Regions from separate parts of the Homo sapiens genome. Here region 2 is linked to region 1. A link is an interaction called in ENCODE POLR2A ChIA-PET data of the cell type or tissue named here. Cell type or tissue: GM12878. All regions are shown on one strand. Each heading gives the region's core, and the rest is flanking DNA. Links, peaks and the distances in the headings are about the cores only.

Region 1 (5,374 bases), core at 58-5,057:
CAACCCATGGTTCTGGGATGTTTGTGTTGCACAAGAGCAGTTGCTTGACTAGAGGTAGCTGCCAGGCCTCTTGGCTCCAGATTCCTGGTCCAAAGGCCCAAGAACCTCTGGGCGTGGGGGCTTCAGTCCAGACATCAGCCAGGGGCCCCAGCCCCCTGTCCTCCATGGGAGGCTGAGCCCCTCACTTGCTCAGTCTGAGCTCTTTACCGCTCACTATGAACTCCTCTGTTCCTTTTAGTCTTAGCCCTTCTGTTCCCTCTCAGTCCCTGGAAATCTGGGCCAGCCCTCTTCCCAGCACCCGCATCCTCAGGAACCTCCCACATCACTCTTACTCATCGCCGGCTGGGGCTTATTCACTACCTTGGGAGCTCTCAGCTTCTGCCAACTGAATTCTGCATACCCAGAGCCCAAAGAGCTACCATCACCCTCACCCTAGCCAATCCATGGGCCTGTCCTCACCATAGACACAGGCATATATACATGCATACTCACACATGTGTCCATGTGCGTGTGCGCGTGCGCGCGCGCGCGCACACACACACACACACACACACACACACACACACACACACACACACACAGTCTCCAAGCTGGAAACAAGGTTTGAGGATGAAGCCTGAAGGCATGGCTTTCCAGCTCCTGTGTCTGATTCCTGGGATCTATCATCTTCCTCTCTGAGCCCATGTGCATGCACGAACACACACACACAGACACACACGCAGTGACCGGACATATCCAGAAATACAAACACAGATGCATAGATGCATTGCACACAGACAGTTGCAGACACAGGCCAACATATCACACACTGTCAGTTGCCTGCCTATCTGGTGGAGATGAGCTGCTGCCCTGGAGACTTCTCCTTGCCTGGAAGTGTGATGGTGGAGGGAAGGTGCTTGAGAGCAGGAGCCCCTGGGAGAGGTGATGGGTGAACAGGAATTCCATTCTGGCTTCTCTGATGGTGCCTCCCCATTCACAAGGGGTCTCCATGCTGGCAAAAGGCAAGCACTCACCATTCCCGTCACTGGGGCTCAGCTTTGCCATTGGTAAAGTGTGAGATTGATCTAGATGGTCTTTGCAGGCCCTGCAAGCTCTGGCTTCCAGCACAGCTGAGAGGCCCCAGTGGCACAAGACTCCGAAGGCTTCTTTGAGCGATCACAGGTCTGTGTTGGTTAGACCAAGCCTTTGTAACAATCCAGGCAAAGATGCTCCCTTCCAGTCCTTCCTGGTGCTCTCGCACTTCCCCAACAGAATCCTCAGGCCACAGTCCCCAGCAGGGGTTATATAGGTGGCCAGACTGGGATCTCTAACCTCAATCTGGGCCTCTGCGTCTACCCTAAGCAACTCAGCTGCCTGGATCCAGCCGGAGGGGTGGAGAGAGAGGACTTCAGACTGGCAGGAGTGGAACTGCCCTTCCTGTCTGTCTCCTTCCCTCCAAGGCTCTGGAACTAGCTCCACTTTCCTCTCCAGCCTGAGGAACTTCAGCATCTTTTGCCCAACGACCCAACCCCTCTGGCCTCTTAGTTTCTTGACTTCTCATCTCCAATGCTCAATTCCTTCATTCCACCTCAGCTACACTTCCTCATACCTCATTACCTTCAGGACTTTACCACCCTTGTCATCACCCTGAGCCATTCCACCTCTGAGAAACTCTGACACCCTACTCTCGACTGTAACTCCACTGCTACCTCTGTACAAACACGGGTACAGCACAAACACTGTTCTAAGCCATATATGTATACTTTTTTTTTTTTTTTGAGATGGAGTCTTGCTCTGTTGCCGAGACTGGAGTGCAGTGGTGCAGTCGGCCCACTGCAACCTCCGCCTCCAGGTTCAAGCGATTCTCCTGCCTCAGCCTCCTGGAGTACCTGGGACTACAGGTGCGCACCTGGCTAATTTTTGTATTTTTAATAGAGACGGGGTTTCACCATGTTGGCCAGGATGGTCTCAATCTCCTGACCTCATGATCCACTGGCCTCAGCCTCCCAAAGTGCTGGGATGACAAGCATGAGCCACCGCGCCCGGCCGCCTTTTATATATATTAACGCATTTAAGTGCCATGACAACCCTTAGTTAGCACTACTGCTGTTGCTAATTTATGGATTGGAAAACAGAGGACTGAGAGGTTAGAAGAATCGCCTAAGGTCACAGACATCATGGTAATACAGGGCAGAGCTGTGATTCAAACCTAGGCTGTGTGTCTCCTAAATCTGTGCCCTTCATAACTCCACACTGCCTCTGGCTGTAACTGTTCTCTGATCTCATGCAAACCCTGAAACTCTACAGTTTTCTCCACGATACTGTTGCTTCCAATTCTGTCTGCATCTATCCAAGAACCCAAACTGCCTTATTTCCATTACTCTCTTGTAACTTCACTTGTCCCTTTGTCCTTCTGCCAAAGCTGCCAGCAAAGCCTCAATTGCAACAGTCTGGCTTTCTGCCACCTCAAGTCTATGCCTAAACTGCCAAGCCTTGTAGGTGAAAAAACCACAGCGGGGCGGCACGGGCCCTTTGTACATCCACATCCCTGGCATCACTGTGGTCCTTAAGGATCCCGGGAAACCTCCCACTTCCTAGTCTGAGCTCACCAACCCGTCACTGGACTGTACCTCCCACTGGATGCACCTAAGAAGGCCTCTCCCATCTTGAAACAAAACCCTTCTTCAACCCCACATCTGCCTCCAGCTAACACTCTGTCCCTTTCTTGAAAGCACTGTCTGCAGTATATATCTCATCTCCTTGTCAAGAGCCAATCCACTCCAGTCTGGTTTCTGCCCCATCACACCACAGACTGCTTTCACCAAGGCCACCAGCTGACTCCTTTTTGCTGAATTCCATGAACACTGTTCAACCCTTAGCTAACTTGACCTCTCCAGAGCTTGGGACCTACTGAAGCCTCCCTCCTGGAAACATACTCTTCCCCTGGGATACAGTTTCCTCAATTTCATCTTCGCCCACAGAGCCCACAGACCCAGCCAGAAAATCTGGGCTTCATCCTCAGCTCCTGTCTCCTGAGGCGTCCCTCCACACATTTGCCATCTATCACAAAGCCCTGCAGACTCTCCCTGCCAAGCATCCCAGAATCCATCCCTTCCTCTCTAGTCTCACCACTGCACCATCTCTCCTCCTAGGATCGTCATGGCTGCTGCCCAGCCCTGCCCCCCTCCCCACCCCCACCTTGATTTTGCTCTTGCAGGGCTGACCTCACCAGGTGTGTGAGCTCCCTGTGCCTGAGCCCTGAGCCTACTTTCTCTTCCCCTGGCTGACCCCAGCTCTACCTTCAGAGTGCAGCTGGGATGCTGCTTCCTTCCTTCCTTCTTTCAGATTTCCAAAACTCTGCAAATCAGGGCTCTTAAACTCCCGATACCCTCATGGTGCCATGACTCCTGTGTCCAGGTCTGCAGGCCCCAGCCATCTTCCTTGAGGGCCAAGATTATGTCCACCTTGTTTGTTGCAGTATCCCCAGCGGGGGGGCGGGGGGAGGAGCGGTGCCTGCCACTCCCCAGGTGAATATTGGTTAAATAAATGGCCCAGTGAATACTGGTTAAATAAATGGTGGGGGAGGCATTGGTCAGAGAGGCGTTTTCTGCCCTCCTGGCTTCCCCTGTCTCGGATTTGAAGTTGCTCTGTGCTCTCTTCTCTCCCATCCCCTCCTCACTTTGGGCCTTGGGGAGGATGTGGAGGGGACAGGTGAGATTCTAGGGCAGAGTCCTACCCAGTTCAGAGCAGGGCGGGGTCAGAGTGGAGCAGAGGAACCCCCGAGCCAGCGGCCAGTGCCTGCGGAGTGTCTCCCCTTCTCCTGCTCCCTCTCTATCTTTCTCACCCCTGTCCTCTCACGGCTACAGGTTCTTGACCACTTGTCTGGGCACTGCTCCTGTCTCCTGGAGCTCAGGCTGGATGGAGTCTCTCCCCTAGTTCAGGTAAGCGTCCCCTCAGCCCCCTCCCGCCAGCGTCCCCCAGCTCCTTCACTTGCCTGAGCCCGTCCGTGGACACTCCCCTGCGGGTCCGACCAGGCTGACCCTTGAGCACCCTGGGTCAGCAGGAAGGAAAGACCCCGAGAGCGCAGGACCACCAAGAGAGGCCGGGCCACCTCCTCCGCCGTCCGCTGACTTCTAGGGGCTGGGCCGGCGCACAGCAAGGGGGTTGGAGGTGGGGTCGCCCTCTCCCACGCGGCTGGGTTTCCAGGCGGTGTCCTGGGCCGAGCCGCTTGGAGATCCTAGATCAGCATGTGGGTGGGAAAGGGCGCCCCGTCCTGGGCCCCCCCGCCCCTGCGCGCAGAGCAGAGACGCGCAGACCCGCTCCCACTCCGCTTGGCTCCCTTGGAGCAGCCCCGGCGGCGGCAGCGATGGGCTGGGAGGGGCCGGCACGCTGGCCTGCGCGGGTCCCCAGCCGCCTCCCGCCACCCGGAACCCCTCTCCTTCAAGCGTTGACCGCCGACCCACAGCTCCCCTTCAACCCGGGGCGAGCGGGGTTCTTACCATACACCTCCCCTCTCCGCTCGGTTCCATCCTTCTCCCGTTCTCCTCTAGGCTTCACGGTTTGCAAGCACCCTTGCAAATAACTCCTAGCCCACCCACACCGTCTCGTCCGCACTTTCCGAGAGCCAGGCACGGATATATTGCAACTCACTCTAGGGCAGGGGGCAGGGGTACAAGTCGAACTGGCTCTGCCTTCAACTTCAAATGGATTCTTCTTTCTGGAGCGGGGCTGGAGCTGTGGGGCGGGGGAGGGGGGATTTTTCCAGGGATGGACTTGTTTTCAGCACCCCTTTCCCAATCAACCACCAATCCTGCACCCTAGAAAGGGGTGTGGACATGAGCCTGTCTAGGGAGTGACTCTATCTCCTGGTGGTGTGTGTAGGAACTTTTTGGGATGAGGGCTGGGGAGGAAGTGCTGGGCAGCAGGCCCACCTCAAGGCTGGGCGTGTGGGAGGGAGGACTGAGGTGTGCTGACTTTCCAGACCCTGGAAGAGTTCAGCTGAAAGAGCATCTCTCCAACCTCTGCCTTCGTTCGTTTACTCATCCATTCATAAACCCTACCCGATGTGACTGTGTGCCAGGCAGCCTTCATGCTGACAGTGGCCCTGTGGGGGAGGGCTACCATATCCTCCCTTTGCATCTGGGGAAAGCCAGGCTCAAGGCCCCACAGCCTCTTGCCCCAGCCCCTGGGAACCAGGATGTGAGTTTTATCTCCAGACTCCAGCCCCAGCCTGTGCAGTCCTCCTCCAGGTTGGCCCAGCAGGCATGTGACTTCAAGGAATCTGCTTGGACCAAGTACTCCCCACCTTTAGATCACTTGTGTGTTCTCAGCACCCAGCCTAGGGCTGGGCACAGTCACAGTCACAGTCCTGGTGTGAGAATGGCTATTGGAAAGA
Region 2 (5,374 bases), core at 206-5,205, 130 kb after region 1:
ACTTTTGCTTCTTGATGGACTTGCCCATAGTGAAACTTCTCAGTCTGATGGATTGGATGGGTCCTGGGTTAGGAATCAGAGGCTTGACTGAGCCTGGGCAGCACATGCCCCCGCTAGACCTAGCTTTTGTGATCTGTAAAGAGTTAAAGGTGGTGCTTAAGCTCCCTGGAAATCTAGCTTTGACTGAATAAGGGAATGATGAGGCAAGTCAATAAGGGAGGGAAGGAACGGTGAGAGTAGTTAAGTGGATGGAGCGATTGATGCATGGGTTAAGTGAAAGAGGAATGAGAAACAGCTCAGGCCCCAAGCTACAGCTATCAGCCAGCATGCCTCTTTTTCTTTCTTGCTGCCTTAGTGTGGGTCTCATTGTACTTTGGAATCCTGGGGCTGTGTTCTGTGATAACTGGAGGGTGCATTATCTTTCTGCACTGGAGGAAGAACTTGAGGCGGGAAGAGCATGCCCAGCAGTGGGTGGAGGTGATGAGAGCTGCCACATTCACCTACAGCCCATTGTTGTACTGGATTAACAAGCGACGGCGCTACGGCATGAATGCAGCCATCAACACGGGCCCTGCCCCTGCTGTCACCAAGACTGAGACTGAGGTCCAGAATCCAGATGTTCTGTGGGATTTGGACATCCCCGAAGGCAGGAGCCATGCTGACCAAGACAGCAACCCCAAGGCGGAAGCCCCTGCTCCCCTGCAACCTGCACTGCAGCTGGCTCCACAGCAGCCCCAGGCCAGATCCCCATTCCCACTTCCCATCTTTCAGGAGGTGCCCTTTGCCCCACCCTTGTGCAACCTACCCCCCCTGCTGAACCACTCTGTCTCCTATCCTTTGGCCACCTGTCCTGAAAGGAATGTTCTCTTCCATTCCCTCCTGAATCTGGCCCAGGAAGACCATAGCTTCAATGCCAAGCCTTTTCCTTCAGAACTGTAGCCTCCTCTCACTGAAGGTGGGAGCTGCAGGAATCAGGTGCAGAGTAGGAAATGGAACTAACCTCAGGAAGGTGGTATTGACAGAGGTCAGGACCCACCTGGATGTCATGCTATGAAACATTAAAAGAAAAAAAAAAAAGTCCAAGGCTCCCTCGTTTCTCATTTGCTGTTAGGAAGGCAATGTCCTTCCTGTCTGATGGGGTCACTTTGCAAACCAAGTTGGTTGCTGAGTCTCACCAATATGAACTGGCACTGGTGGTTGGCTGTGGGGAGACACACTGAACCAGTACTTGTGGATGGACTCAATATCCCTCTGTTCAGTATTTAAAACAAAAATGTGTGCCAGGCCCTGGCCTAGGTACCCCAAGGCACTGGTGTTCTGTGGGATGTGAAGCACAGCTGCCACCAGAGTGATAGCTGCTGAGGGTACGTGAGCTATGTTGATTTACAGTCGCTATGTCACAGGCAAAATGAGTCATCACGAGCCCTGTGAGCCACACTGCACTATGGGCTGAAATGCATTCTTTGTTATTATCTATGATGTATGCAGCTCTTACGTGGTTGCCTCTTTACATTATTTCTAATAATTCACAAGAACACTGCCAAATGGATATCATGATCCTCCTCTTATGGATGAAGAGACAGGTTCCAAGGGCATATGCCATACCTTTCTTAGTTGCAGAGCCAGTTCTCAAATCTACATCTGCCTTGCATCAAAGTTACTGGTATGAAAGTTATTGATCATCAGTTGCTTGGCATCAAAGGTACTGATCTTCCCACCATACGCCATAGTGCCCCTTCCCTAATGATATGTCGTGTTAGAAAACACTTGGTGAATGCTTCGGATTGTATGTAGGGTGTCATTAAGTTGGTCCATGAACTGGCTTGGAGGAAGGGCTGGTCAGTGAACTGCCTAAAATTATACGTAGACATATATCCATAGTTTTTACCTTTCCTACAGGAATCCATGTCCCCCTCCCAAAAGTTAAGATCCACCACATGGGAATATTAATAATTTTTGTACTTCTGGAAATGGTTCTAAAAGGTGAGACAAAGATAATACTGCCCATTTGGCTGCAGTTTTGAGGTAAGAAAGCCCAGCTCTATCACAGGATATGTGTTTCTCCCTTTCCTTTTGGAAATGAACAAATCCTCTCATTATATTTGTAAATAACAAAAGCTTTATGTATAGTCATTTACATAATGACTGAGGGGGAAGGTCACCAGATTCTGTGTTGCGGGGAGGGGGGGAGGTATCCAGAATCTAGCAAACATGTAGAGTTATTTTTTTCTGTGTGTGAAAAAGTTTTAGCTTGTGTATGACCCCTCTTTAGCAACGGATTTTAAGCTTTTTTTTTTTTTTAAGGTGGTGGGACATTTATGGCAAACACGCTTTTATATTGACTCTCAAAAAATAAAACAGGCCTAAGTGGAGCATCTCGGGTAGACACAGGGGCAGGGCTCACTCCTGCCTCACCTCACCCCTCCCATCCTCTGGATGCAAAAAGCCTGAACCCTGCAGCCTTTGCTTCTTCAGGCCAAATATTGCAGTCCTTAAGGCAGACTCTTAATTACTTTGGGCCCACCATGTGTTACTCCTTGCTTTCAAAAGGTGTAAGGCGTCCATAAATATAGAAATCAAAGCAGATTTTTTTTTTCCCTTAAAAATCGCAGGGGAGTGAGAGAGGCTTTAGTCAGACACATTGAGAGAAAAAAGAAATTTTTTTATTTAGCTAAATTAAAATGGCTGTGTTACTTATTTGAAATATGCAAAGCTCAAATCAAGTCATGGAAACCCTGAATTCTCCCTAAACAGAACCAAAATTGCTTATACATTACCAAAATAGCTTCACTAAAACAAAGTAGATTTAAATTTCTTAATATGAGAAAACAACAAGGTAGGTTAGGTTCGTATAACAAACAATACACGCTCTATAAAGTCTCAGGAATACCCAAATGTGTTCTGGTTTGGATATGAAAGAGGGACCACTTCTAGCTGGTGTTGGTAAGCAAGCCAATGAGGTGTGCAGCAAACAAAACCTGTCACTAAAAACAACTCAACAGGCCATTATGAGTATGAGCCCATCACAGCCAAAATCCTCAACTGTGACCGGCAGGACCAGCAAGGGGGGGTGTTGAAGGGGTTATGAACAGCAACCATAAAGAAAGGAATCTCCAACAGAAGGGACAATGGCCAGCAGTAGGTGAAGGGAACCCATTCTTCAGCTCTGTTGCATCATACACATTCCTGAGGGTCAGGCACCTCTGCCTTTTAGATGACACCACAGTCATCTAGAAGTCAGGTTTTCTCTTCTTTTGGTTCTTCTTTTTATATGCTACCTTTTTGCCTCTCTGATTTATGGGGAGGCTCTTTTAGTAAACATTATACAAGATAGTACAAGGCAAAAGAAAACAAGGACCAAGAAGCAGTGCTTTGAGTAACTTAGGAAAGCAGCAGTAGGAGCTGCCAGACTGAAAAGGTAAAAGGGTTTAAAACCAAAACCAAAACCAAACTCACTATCCAGTCTTCCTCTCAGAGATGAGATATGGCTGGTGAGGCTTGACTACAGCTAAATACAAGTCACAGGCTTAGTAAGTTAAGACAACATACAAATAAAAGTCCCAAATTCACACTAAATAATAGGCTTATGGGATGCTTAAGCCAGTGAGTCTGCTCAACTCAGAAGAAAGGAGTTCAAGATACCCTACTTTTGCCTGGAAGATGTACTTTCTCAGGCAGGATGACAAAAATATTCATAGATCTGAGAATGCAGTATAAACACCTCTGCCAAACTTGGTAGGGGGAGAGGATGGTACTGTATACTGGCTCAGGGGTGATACTAGTCAGACAAGCACAAGGTAGGAAGAACAGAAGATAAACCAAAAAACAAAATGGATTTCTCCATGTATAGTTATCTGATGCAAGGGAAAATACACACAACAAAGAGTTAAGGTGTCTTCAAAGTATCTGCCTATGAATAAGAATTTGAAACTAAAAAGGACAAGCTACATTACCCTCAAGTATATTTCATATAAATCAGTTCTCAAAAAAATACCTTCCAGGTACAGACATACTATTTATGGTACAGTATATACAAATATAGCAGTATAATTCAATTTATTGCTAGAATTTTATTTGGTTGTTAGAAAATCTGTAAGGGTGTATATATATTAAAAAAAGGTGTGGGGTGAGAGTGGATGGAAGGCAGTCAGAAGGGTGAGAGTTATTTTCAAGTTACCTAAAGTGCCAGGCTAATTTGTTTTAACCTTTCCAAGAAAGTGAAACTGAGCATAAGCTATAATGAGATAAGGGGACACATTCATGGGAAAAGACTTCATCTTGCTTTAACTAAATTTTAATACTTCTGGAAAAAAAATTTAAGTTTGGTTAATACCAAGCTGAACATCATGTAAAGAAAAAAAAAACAGCCCTTAAATGTTTAAGGGTACCGGACTGTATCCATGGTGAAGGGCAACCTGAACAAAGTTAAAAAGGAAATGATCTCCACTAAAGAAGTCTGTGGCATGACAGCTTTCTCTACTTTCTCCCTGACTTGGCCTATACCAAAGTTAAGTTTTTGTAGTTTTTTTTTCCCCTTTCAAGTTGTTGCCCAAAGACTGCTTCTAAGAACAACACAGCAATTCTAGACTCAACATACAGGAGACATGGAGGTATTATTCCTTTCAATCTAGGGATCTTTCATGCCAGGTCCACAGAAGCATTTAAAGGAAGTATTGTACTTGATTGTATTAGATTTGAAAAACTTGCTACCACCATGTGAAGGCCCTAGCTCCAGGCCTGCCCTGCTATACTTTGGCATCCTTTGGGTAGAAAGCCTCTAGCTACTTCTGAGCTGGTAATGGTAAGGAAACTGAATATTATTTCACATGTTTCATCTCACAGCCTTTTTGGCTTTAGTCATCCCCCAGAGAAACATATTAGGCTCTTGGTTAGCCTCTAGGTAAAATCTCAAGGGGTATGGTTTTCTGGGTCAAAATTAGAAGCACAGCTCTCTTCTAAAGCTCTGGGTGGTCAGTGTGAGATAATGGCTGGGGGAATTTAGCCCTGCCATTCAAATGGAGATGGTACTGGTGGTGGGAGCCAGCTACGGCTTTAAGACAGACTTAAGTGGGTGGGTGGGGAAGGCAATCTAGCTCACTCAGCAGGGAAAATGGAGCTCCCCAATGGATAACTTTTTATGCTCATAAACCCTGAAATAGTACTAAAAATGAGAAAAATCCCCAAGACTTCTCTGATTCCCAGGTTGGGATTAGCTGAGGGAATAGGAACAAAGAACCAGAATCCTACTTCCATGAGCCATGCCTGGAGTCAGTATTGTCTCCAGTGTCTACTCCCTGAAATCGGTTCCTCCAGCTACCAGGACAAACCCCCTGGCAGCGCCTGGGCCTTTGAGGGATACCTTATGGAGACATGG

Evidence for each region. Peaks named below come from ENCODE experiments on the same cell type or tissue, not always from the same donor. Only the 100,000 strongest peaks of a DNase experiment are listed, where the experiment ranks them.
Region 2: POLR2A ChIA-PET joins it to region 1 with 5 read pairs; 4 of 35 experiments call an interaction of 5 or more read pairs at or near these places.

What each region holds. Positions count from the first base shown.
Region 1 is chr1:46,539,849-46,545,222 of GRCh38, forward strand. MKNK1-AS1 (MKNK1 antisense RNA 1) reads left to right here. Exons shown (of 8, transcript NR_038403.1): 2 at 1,082-1,161; 3 at 3,846-3,920. Among named protein-coding and RNA genes, the nearest start is that of MKNK1-AS1, 3.8 kb to the left of the region's middle. In GM12878, for the core only: no CTCF peak of the experiment used is centred there; no DNase peak of the experiment used is centred there; H3K27me3 peaks cover 613 bases.
Region 2 is chr1:46,672,518-46,677,891 of GRCh38, forward strand. It overlaps TEX38 (testis expressed 38), which reads left to right. Exons shown (of 2, transcript NM_001145474.4): 2 at 356-1,077. The coding sequence ends at 939. It overlaps EFCAB14 (EF-hand calcium binding domain 14), which reads right to left. Exons shown (of 11, transcript NM_014774.3): 11 at 2,642-5,374. It overlaps EFCAB14-AS1 (EFCAB14 antisense RNA 1), which reads left to right and starts at 1,519. Exons shown (of 3, transcript NR_038828.1): 1 at 1,519-1,702. In GM12878, for the core only: no CTCF peak of the experiment used is centred there; no DNase peak of the experiment used is centred there; H3K27ac peaks cover 824 bases.